3 separate regions of the Homo sapiens genome follow, and all the other regions are linked to region 1. Evidence: read pairs that join two places in POLR2A ChIA-PET (ENCODE). Cell type or tissue: GM12878. All regions are shown on one strand. Links, peaks and the distances in the headings refer to the core of each region. The heading gives the core; the rest is flanking DNA.

Region 1 (5,002 bases), core at 1,078-3,577:
AGTGCCCCACCGTCCCTCTGCCCAAATTCAAATCCTTCATGGCCCAGTGCAAACAACTTCTCAAAAGCCCCAAACATCTTTGTCTAACAGGAAGCTTTTAGCTTTTTTACTGTTTTGACATTCATTTCCCACTTAGTATTATGCTTACTTGTGTATTAACCTTGTCACCCCTACTAGACTATAAAATTCTTAAAAACAGGATTCATGCTTGATTCATCTTTGTATACCCTAAGATTTCCCAAGACCACAACTTGATCATAAGAGGGTTTCAATGCCTATTTGCTAAATAAATGTATCGGGGAATGAATGAAGGAAATCAAAGTGAAATAACAGAAGCTAAGAATGAGCTGTCAAACAAAAGGGACACCAAGTCCATGTGCCTGACTAGAACAGGTATATGCTCAAAAGGGATAAAGAAATTAAGTTGGGCCAGGCACAATGGCTCATGCCTCTAATCCCAGCACTTTGGGAGGTCAAGGAAGGAGGATTACTTGAGGCCAGGAGCTCGAGACAAGCCTAGGCAACACAACAAGACCCTACCTCTACAAAAATAAAAAATTAGGTGGCTGTGGTGGTGTACACCTGTAGACCCAGCTACTCGGGAGACCGAGGCAAGAGGATCTCTTGAGCCGCCCAGGAGGTTGAGGCCACAGTGGGCTATGATTGTGCCACTGCTCTCCAGCCTAGGCAATAGAGCAAGACTCTGTCTCTAAAAAAGACAAATATAATTTAAAAATGAAAAACAGAAATAGGCCAGGCACAGTGGCTCACACCTGTAATCCTAGCACTTTGGGAGGCCAAGGCGGGCAGATCACGAGGTCAGGAGATTGAGACCATCCTGGCCAACATGGTGAAACTCCATCTCTACTAAAATACAAAAAATTAGCCAGGCGTGGTGGTGCATGCCTGTGGTCCCAGCTACTCGGAAGGCTGAGGCAGGGGAATTGCTTGAACCCCGGAGGTGGTGGATGCAGTGAGCCGAGATCGCGCCACTGCACTCCAGCCTGGCAACAGAGCCAGAATCCATCTCAAAAAAAAAAAAAACAGAAATAAAGTTGGCTGTGAAAAAAGCCAAGCTGTGGTGTGTGAACGTGACAGATGAATAGGAAGCCACTGCAGGAGCAGGTGACACCATAATGCACAGGGAAGGGCATGCACATACACACACAAACCTGTTGAATGTTTGAATCACTCTGGCAATAGTAGCCATCTACTCTGGAGGGAAGGGTGATTGAAAGAAAAAACAAAAGCAACCAGTATTTCATCTCTGCAAACATCAATCTTGTTCAACTTATATTTATGAGCCTAACTCAGCAGCAAGCCCAGAGCAGGCACTCAATAAAACGCTGGTTGAACTGAATATTTAATTCCCCATCTTTTTAGAGTAACACTAAGTTCTTTCCCACTACTCATTAACAAAGAGAGTTTTCAATTCATAAGCTAATAATGTTTTCCAAGGATTTCTAAGAGGCTAAATCACCATAAAAATTATCATTTCAACTAATACATATTATATTAATTGCAAGTTTAATTTTTCATGTCATGCTCTCCTAGTTGACAATATCCTTGTTATGTCATTAAACTATAATTGTGTAAATGTGCTTCAACAAACAATAACTGAACCATCAATAAACTATTATGGTTTCCATAATCCCTAGCAAAGATTAGTTTCAACATCATCATCATAAATTAGTAGAGACAGGTCCCAAATCTCCTGGTGAAACCCATGAATTAGGTTTGCATAGTTATCCCTGCATTTAAGTGCTCAATAGTTTCAGTCTCTAAAATTTAATCACACTGTTAGGAACCTCACAGGAAATTTGATCCCTTGTAAAACAGAGGAATTTAGAGACAAGATGAAAAGTCATTTGAAGTCATCAGGTCTTTGGAGCCAGGGTACACTGATTAGTAATGATGTATTATAACTAAGCACTTTCACTTAAGAAATAATCAACTAAATTTAGAGTGTCTTTTTTTGGCATTTAAAAATTCCTATTCAATCCTAGATTTCTCCCTAATTACAAATTAGCTTTAGTTGGTTTTTGATGACAAAGACCGAGAATAATGTATTAAGGGAAAAAATGTGATTTTTTTTTTTTTTTTTTTTTTTTTGAGACAGAGTCTTGCCCTGTTGCCCAGGCTGGAGTGCAATGGCGTGATCTCGGCTCACTGCAACCTCCGCCTCCCGGGTTCAAACGACTCTCCTGCCCCAGCCTTCTGAGTAGCTGGGATTACAGGCACATGCCACCATGCCATTGTTTGTTTGTTGTTGTTGTTTTTATTTTTAGTAGAGACGGGGTTTTACCATGTTGGCCAGGCTGGTCTCGAGCTCCTGACCTTGTGATCCAGCTGCCTGAGCCTCCCAAAGTGCTGGGATTACAGGCATGAGCCATCATGCCCGGCCAAAAAATGTGATTTTTAAAAAACTTTTTAAAATAGAGATACAAGGCCAGGCTTGGTGGCTTATGCCTATAATCCCAGCACTTCGACAGGCCAAGGCAGGTGGATCACCTGAGGTCAGGAGTTTGAGACCAGCCCGGCCAACATGGTGAAACCCCATCTCTACTAAATACAAAAAATTAGCAGGCGTGGTGGCGCATGCCTGTAATCCCAGCTCTTTGGGAGGCTGAGGCAGGAAAATTGCTTGAACCCAGGAGGTGGAGGTTGCAGTGAGCCAAGATTACGCCATTGCACTCCAGCCTGGGCAACAAGAGCAAAACTCTATCTCAACAAAATAAATAAGATAAAATGAAGATACCAAAAAATCTAAATAAATAAATAAAAATAGAGGCGGGGGTCTCCCTATGTTGCCCAGGCATGTCTTGAACTCCAGGGCTCAAGGGATCCTTTCACTGTAGCCTCCCAAAGTAGTGGGATTACAGGCATGAGCCACTGCACCTGGCTGAGAAAAATCTGACATCTTAACTTTTTTATGATTCTTTTGAAAGAGAGATTATTACAGGATTCTTTGTTAACTGTATTACAGATGTCTTCAGACCAGATATCCAGATACCCTGAAAAATTCAGGTTCCCTTTTGAGAGTTTCATAAATATTATAGCTCTACTCTAAAAAATAAGCACATGTACCCATATACACTGGTATACATTTTTAAGGGTTAACAGACCTTCTGTCATCCAGCCATGGACCACTTAAGGTCCACTGGCTATATACAGAGAGGTATTTTATCCAGTTTCACAATAGTTAGCTTTGTGTGCTTTACTTAAGGCATGTTACATCAAGAGTAAGAAAGTTATTCTTTTTGGTTTTGGATGTTATCAAAAAACAGGTTTCTGACATTTTAATCAACAAGTAGGTGTGCTGTGATGGGAAGTATCAGAGTCAGGGATCCAGTCCCCATTCTGCTAGCTACCTAGGCTAGGGGATATTGGACATGCTACTAAATCAATCTAAGTCTCTGTTTTCTCTTCTGTAAAAATGAGAATACTTCTCTGTTTTACAGAACCGTTAAGAGGAATCACTGAGATAACAAATATGAAAGCAGCAAGGATGATGGCAGACACATAGCAGGAACACAATAAAATGCTAGCTCATAAAAGGAAAAAGGGCAATACAGTCAGCTGGAGACCTGTAAAATCTAATCTGGCTGAACTTCTGTCTATATGACCATTTTCTCCTAAGAGACAGGAGAAGTCAGCACCTGGCTCTTAGTTATAGCTGCAGAGAAGTAAAAATTCAAGACAGAGAACAGAAAAAAGTGAAGGAAAGCAAAAATAGATTGTAATGGTGAGGCTGGGGTCAAGAAGAGTGTATTTTACTCATAGTTATACATTGTTTAAGGTCAACAAAGCTTTAAAAAGATAGTACTGCATAGGAGAATATCTTATTGACCTCAGGGTAGGAAAAGTCTTAAAACAAGACACAAAAGGCACTAACCATAAAGTAAAGACCAATAAATTTGACTCCATTAAAATTAAGAACTTCTGTTCATTAAAAGACACCATAAAGAGAGTGAAAAGGCAAGCCACAGTATTTGCAACACACACACATGACAAAGGACTTGTATTCACAGTAAATAAAGAACTTCTAAATAGCAATAAAAGATACAAGGCCCAACTTTTAAAAGCAGGGTGGGAAAGACTTGAACAGAACTTTATAAATGAGGCTATCTAAATGGCTAAAAAAGTATATGAAGAGCTGGCCGGGTGCAGAGGCTCACGCCTGTAATCCCAGCACTTTGGGAGGCCAAGACGGGCGGGTCAACTGAGATCAGGAGTTTGAAACAAGCCTGCCCAACATGGCAAAACCCCATCTCTACTAAAAATACAAAAAATTAGCTGGTTGTGGTAGTGGGCACCTGTAATCCCAGCTACTCAGGAGGCTGAGGCAGGAGAATCGCTTGAACCCAGGAAGCAGAGGTTGCAGTGAGCCAAGATCACGCCACTGCACTCCAGCCTGGGTGACAAAAGCAAAACTCCGTCTCAAAAAAAAAAAAAAAAAAAAAAAAAAAAAAAAAAAATATATATATATATATATATATATATATATATATATATGAAGAGCTGTGCAATCTGATTACTAATCAGGTAAACGCAAAATTTACCATATTGGCTAAAATCATAAAAGCTAAAAAGGCTGAGATTGGAGAGGGCGAGAAGCAAGGGAATTCATATATTGCTGGAGGGAGTGTAACCTGGTACAATACTTTAGAAGAGTTTGGTACTTAGTAAAGATGAAGACAAGCATACCTTATGACTAGGTGACCATACAATTCATCATCTAACCCTAGATACTTTTGAAAACTAAAAGTGTTACAGTTACGCTGGGAAAATAAGCAAAAACCAGGACAAATGGTCACCCTAGCTATAAACCGGCAATTTCATTCCTAGGTGTATACCTTAGAGAAACTTGTGCACATGGGCACCAGATGACAGGTATAGGAATGCTCATAGCAGCTTTGTTCACAATTGCCCCAAACTTGAAACAACTCAAATATTCGGCAACAATGGAATAGATGATACGAAAATTGGTGTATTCTCTTTC
Region 2 (2,500 bases), core at 1-2,500, 1.0 Mb after region 1:
CTCTGTCACCCAGGCTAGAGTACAATGGCACAATCTCTGCTCATTGCAACCTCCACCTCCCAGGTTCAAGCGATTCTCCTGCCTCAGCCTCCCTAGTAGCTGGGATTACACGCACCCGCCACCACGCCCGGCTAATTTTTTGTATTTTTAGTAGAGACGGGGTTTCACCATGTTGGTCAGGCTGGTCTCGAACTCCTGACTGCAGGTGATCCGCCCGCCTCAGCCTCCCAAAGTGCTGGGATTACATATGTAAGCCACTGCGCCCAGCCGGGGTGGGGGTTTAAGAGAAGACTAGGCCAGGCCGGGCACGGTGGCTCATGCCTGTAATCCCAGCACTTTGGGAGGCCGAGGCAGGCAGATCACCTGAGGTCAGGAGTCTGAGACTAACCTGACCAACTTGGAGAAACCCTGTCTCTACTAAAAACACAAAATTAGCCGGACATGGTGGCACATTGCCTATAATCCCAGCTACTCAGAAGGCTGAGGCAAGAGAATTGCTTGAACCCAGGAGGCGGAGGTTGCAGTGAGCCGAGATCATGCATTGCACTCCAGCCTGGGCAACAAGAACGAAACTCCGTCTCAAAAAAAAAAAAAAAATAGGCCTTATCTGATTATTGGCCCTGGCTTCAGAATCCCTGTGATGACAAGAGGCACAAAGATATCTGGTCCAAGGAGAAAACCTGTGATCGTCTCCCGAAGTTCCTCATTGTGGGACCCCAGAAAACAGGTGAAGTATCCTTAGCTAACTTCTCTTGCCCTGCCTTAAACCCAAAGGATCCTTTTGTCAAGGAACTCTCTTCTCTCTCCAGGTAATCACAGGAGTGAAAAAAGTATTTTTAATTTTAATAATTTTTTTTTTTTTGAGATAAGAGTCTCACTTCTTTGCCCAGGCTGGAGCGCAGTGGCACGATCTCAGCTCACTACAACCTCCACCTCCCAGGTTCAGGCAATTCTGCTCAGCTTCCCTAGTAGCTGGGATTACAGGCAGGTGCCACCACACCTGGCTAATTTTTGTATTTTTAGTAGAGACGGGGTTTCACCATGTTGGCCAGGCTGGTCTCGAACTCTTGACCTCAAGTGATCCGCCTGCCTTGGCCTCCCAAAGTGCTGGGATTACAGGCATGAGCCACCGCACCCGGCCTTAATTTGAATTTTTAAGAGAGAAAAAAAGGAACTCCTTTTATACCCACCCCTCATTGATCCAGTCTCTTGAGGCAGTGATTCCTAACCCTGGTTGTATATCAGAATCATCTGTGGTGTTTTTACAAGATCACAAGTCATTCTGGTGCACAGTTAAAGCAGAGAACCACTGTTTTAGCCCTTCCCTGGGCCTCTCTCAGACTTGCCTCCTATCATTGTAGTTTGGCCATAGGGGATTTTCCTACCCAGAGTGGTTATTTTTTCACTTCCTTCAAGCTTATGCTGTTGAGCTGGCTTCCCTCCCACAATGGCTGCCTGAAGCTGGTCTTTCTCTCCCATTTAGGGACTACAGCTATTCACTTCTTCCTGAGCCTGCACCCAGCTGTAACTAGCAGCTTCCCTAGCCCCAGCACATTTGAGGAGATTCAGTTCTTCAACAGCCCTAATTACCACAAGGGTATTGACTGGTGAGACTGGGCCCCATTTGAATGTTTCTCAGAGGAACACTCCCTTCCCCCAAAATACCCCATTCCAGCTTCCCTCAGCACAGACTTCTGGCCACTTCACTCTGCATATTTTTCTGCTTCTCTCTCTTCTGTGCTACTTCCTAGGTACATGGATTTCTTCCCTGTTCCTTCCAATGCCAGCACTGATTTCCTATTTGAAAAAAGTGCCACCTACTTTGACTCTGAAGTTGTACCACGGCGGGGGGCTGCCCTCCTGCCACGAGCCAAGATCATCACAGTGCTCACCAACCCTGCTGACAGGGCCTACTCCTGGTACCAGGTCTGCCTGAAGCTAGGGACACACAGGCTAAAGGTTGGGGGGAGGGGGGAGGGGACAGTGACTGCTAGAGAGGGAGAAAGGAGTGAGGTTTGAGAAACTTAACTAGTGCCTTGGGGACGGGTACCCGTGCTGTGCTGTCTGTCTCCAGACCAAGCGTAAGGGCAGAATACTGTCAAATCACCAGTCCTTCACCTTCCTTCTCTTTGTCCTTCAGCATCAGCGAGCCCATGGAGACCCAGTTGCTCTGAACTATACCTTCTATCAGGTGATTTCAGCCTCCTCCCAGACCCCTCTGGCACTACGCTCCCTGCAGAACCGCTGTCTTGTCCCTGGCTACTATTCTACCCATCTACAACGCTGGCTGACTTACTACCCCTCTGGACAGGTATAATCCCCACAAGAGCCCTCAGTGGGGTTCCCCTTCCCCTCTTCTTCCCTTCAGCCCAGAGGCTTCTTAGGAATATAGAGGGAACCACATCCCTGTCCTTTTAGTTGCTGATTGTGGATGGGCAAGAGCTGCGTACCAACCCAGCAGCCTCAATGGAGAGCATCCAGAAGTTCCTGGGTATCACAC
Region 3 (2,500 bases), core at 1-2,500, 130 kb before region 1:
ACTCCCTAAAATGAACTATATTTTATTTTGACCCTTCAATTTAAAGAGGAAAAAACAACAAAGTCTATTCTTCTGATTTATCAGATGAATAAATATGTACAAAGCATTTCCCTGCGTTAGGAACAATAGTTTTTTTGACTAAAGCAGCCAAATCCAGGCTGGCACAGCACACTCAAGGGAAGATTAAGTGAACTTCAACACTAGAGCCGGATCCCATCGCAGAGTCCAGAGAAGCACTCTGAGGCATCCTTTATCCCCAACAAAGAGACATGGTGACCCCAGGGCTTGAATTTCTGCCATGACCCATACCTTGGCCCCAAAGCCTCTGGCTCTCTCCACTTGAAGACTGGCTCACAAAACCACACCAGCCACATAAACCCTCTGGACAGTATCCTCAAGTCATTATTCTCCATTTGTTAAAAGAGAAAACAAGAGGATATTTTTGAACAGAGAAAACATAACACTGTACCTAAACACCCCTGGCTTTACCCTGAAAAAGTCTGAGCGAAAAGTAAGAAACACCAGGGGAAAGAAATTTTCAGTGACCTCAAACATAAAGGAGATCAACCTCCCCTCTGGCAGGTCTTCAATCCGGGAAAGACAAAGGGAGATTGATTACATCAGAAAATCTAAGATCTACCTGTTTAGAATTACACCTTTATACCCTGTGAAGGAGGCCTTGAAGTTATGATCTAGAAGATAATGATCTCGAACTTCTTATCAACTCAAGTAAGTGTATCACCAGAGGTAAGGAAATATATGAAGGGAACTTTTCTTCCCACATTTAAGTACATCTTTAATCTGTCTAGGCACCCAGACAAATAGATCCTAAAGAAATAAAAACAGGGAAGGGTGTTTTTAAAGTACCACCTTAAAAGCCACAAAGGGTAAACCCTAGACAAGTGAACACCACTAAATTGATCAGGCAGTTACACAAAAGAATAATTCATTCAGAATGAGCCTCGTGAGAAAACCCAAAAGATAACGACAGAGTCAGAACTGATGAGTGAGGCACTACCTCACCAGCATAAAACAGGGATATCGTGGGGCTGAAATGTATTAAACTGAACGTACAGATAATGTTTCCATGCCCTTTTGTCACTATCCATGATGCCATGGCCAGGTAAAAGAATTTTAATGAATCTGTAAAGCCCATCAAAAAGACTGTCAGAATGCATTTTTCAAGCAGGGTTTGAAATGTCTTATTTCCAAGGCTCTCCCTTCTAGTCAGCACCTGAAAGCTGCTGAACCACAAAGGGCCTATCACGTTAAACCTTCATATAAGGAATAAGAATCATTACACAACACTGTCATTCCTCAGCATGAAACATTTCTTCTACCCAACCATCAAGCAGCTGTCATAAGTGATGATAAGATTTTAAATTACGTGCAGCAATCAAGGATAACAATATCAAACATGCTAAACCATAACACTGCTGACATTTGTAGTACACTTACCATAGTTCTGCAGACCTTGTGCCAGGGTGTTTACTTGTGCCCTCACATTTCATTCCCATAAAACCCAAGAGGATGGTGCTGCCATTATCTCTAATTTTCTAATGAGGAAACAGGGGCTCAGAATGATCAAGTAACTAACTCAAGGCAGAGGAACTGGGCTATGGCTGGCTCTTGAGTTTGCTCCTAGCCAGTATATCTCAAGACTTCCCAAACAAGAATTAGCTATGGTGTTCTGTCGATTTTTGTTTTTGTTTTTTTTTTTTAGAGATTACTATAACTAGAGAAATAGTCATGAATTTTAAAACAAGACTTTGGAGAAAAAAGTTTGGGTAGTCTGGGGAAAAAATTTGAAGATTAACAGAAAAAGCTTAATTTTTACTTATTTTTTGCTATTAATTTTTAAAGATGGGGTTGTACTCAGCTTGAAAGCTTAGAATTCTCTACATGGAATTTACCTATAATGCAGACATCTCCACACTGAATTACCAATGCTGGTATAAAATAAAAGCTTAATCATAAATATGTATAGTATTATATAAGCATATATAATATCCATATGTCAGTACTAACATACTCACGCTTTTTTCTCTATTCCTTACTTTTTCTTTTAAAATTTAAAGCCTATGCTATTACCATATAACTGCCTTAAATAACAATACAGTTTTAATAGAGAGACAAATAGCATGAAGCTATGATAATGGGAAGTCATTGTACAACACATAGGAAAAACACAACTTACCACTACTGCCACAATCTGCACAAGAGAGGAGTTCTTCTGGTTTCTTTTCACGATTTGATTCTTTAGTCCCCAAACAGAAGCTACATATTGGAATGGGATCAGCACGGGGCTATGACAAAATTAAAATAAAAAATACTGTCACTTTTCCATTTCAAAAGTAAAAACATTAAAATCAAAAGCTTTTTACATTTTTCACTTAAAGCTTCTTCTTTCTTTAACAAAGAAAAACTGCTAAATAACGTATTTAAATAAACACTTTCTGCTAGTAAAAAAACTCTTATATTATTTTTGAGACGAAGTCTC

Evidence for each region. ChIA-PET counts read pairs that join two places held together with the same protein. Peaks named below come from ENCODE experiments on the same cell type or tissue, not always from the same donor. Only the 100,000 strongest peaks of a DNase experiment are listed, where the experiment ranks them.
Region 2: POLR2A ChIA-PET joins it to region 1 with 7 read pairs; 2 of 35 experiments call an interaction of 5 or more read pairs at or near these places.
Region 3: POLR2A ChIA-PET joins it to region 1 with 5 read pairs; 7 of 35 experiments call an interaction of 5 or more read pairs at or near these places.

Annotation. Positions count from the first base shown.
Region 1 is chr10:74,830,245-74,835,246 of GRCh38, reverse strand. All of the region lies in intron 1 of KAT6B (lysine acetyltransferase 6B), which reads right to left. Among named protein-coding and RNA genes, the nearest start is that of KAT6B, 6.1 kb to the right of the region's middle. In GM12878, for the core only: no CTCF peak of the experiment used is centred there; no DNase peak of the experiment used is centred there; H3K4me3 peaks cover 184 bases; H3K27ac peaks cover 713 bases.
Region 2 is chr10:73,803,000-73,805,499 of GRCh38, reverse strand. It overlaps NDST2 (N-deacetylase and N-sulfotransferase 2), which reads left to right. Exons shown (of 15, transcript NM_003635.4): 9 at 631-727; 10 at 1,484-1,607; 11 at 1,752-1,926; 12 at 2,141-2,311; 13 at 2,419-2,500. NDST2-ZSWIM8-AS1 (NDST2-ZSWIM8-AS1 readthrough) reads left to right here. Exons shown (of 18, transcript NR_182658.1): 9 at 631-727; 10 at 1,484-1,607; 11 at 1,752-1,926; 12 at 2,141-2,311; 13 at 2,419-2,500. Among named protein-coding and RNA genes, the nearest start is that of ZSWIM8-AS1, 2.9 kb to the right of the region's middle. In GM12878, for the core only: no CTCF peak of the experiment used is centred there; a DNase peak (open chromatin) is centred at 1,389; H3K27ac peaks cover 2,030 bases.
Region 3 is chr10:74,959,776-74,962,275 of GRCh38, reverse strand. It overlaps KAT6B (lysine acetyltransferase 6B), which reads right to left. Exons shown (of 18, transcript NM_012330.4): 4 at 2,198-2,306. Among named protein-coding and RNA genes, the nearest start is that of SNORD172, 61 kb to the left of the region's middle. In GM12878, for the core only: no CTCF peak of the experiment used is centred there; no DNase peak of the experiment used is centred there.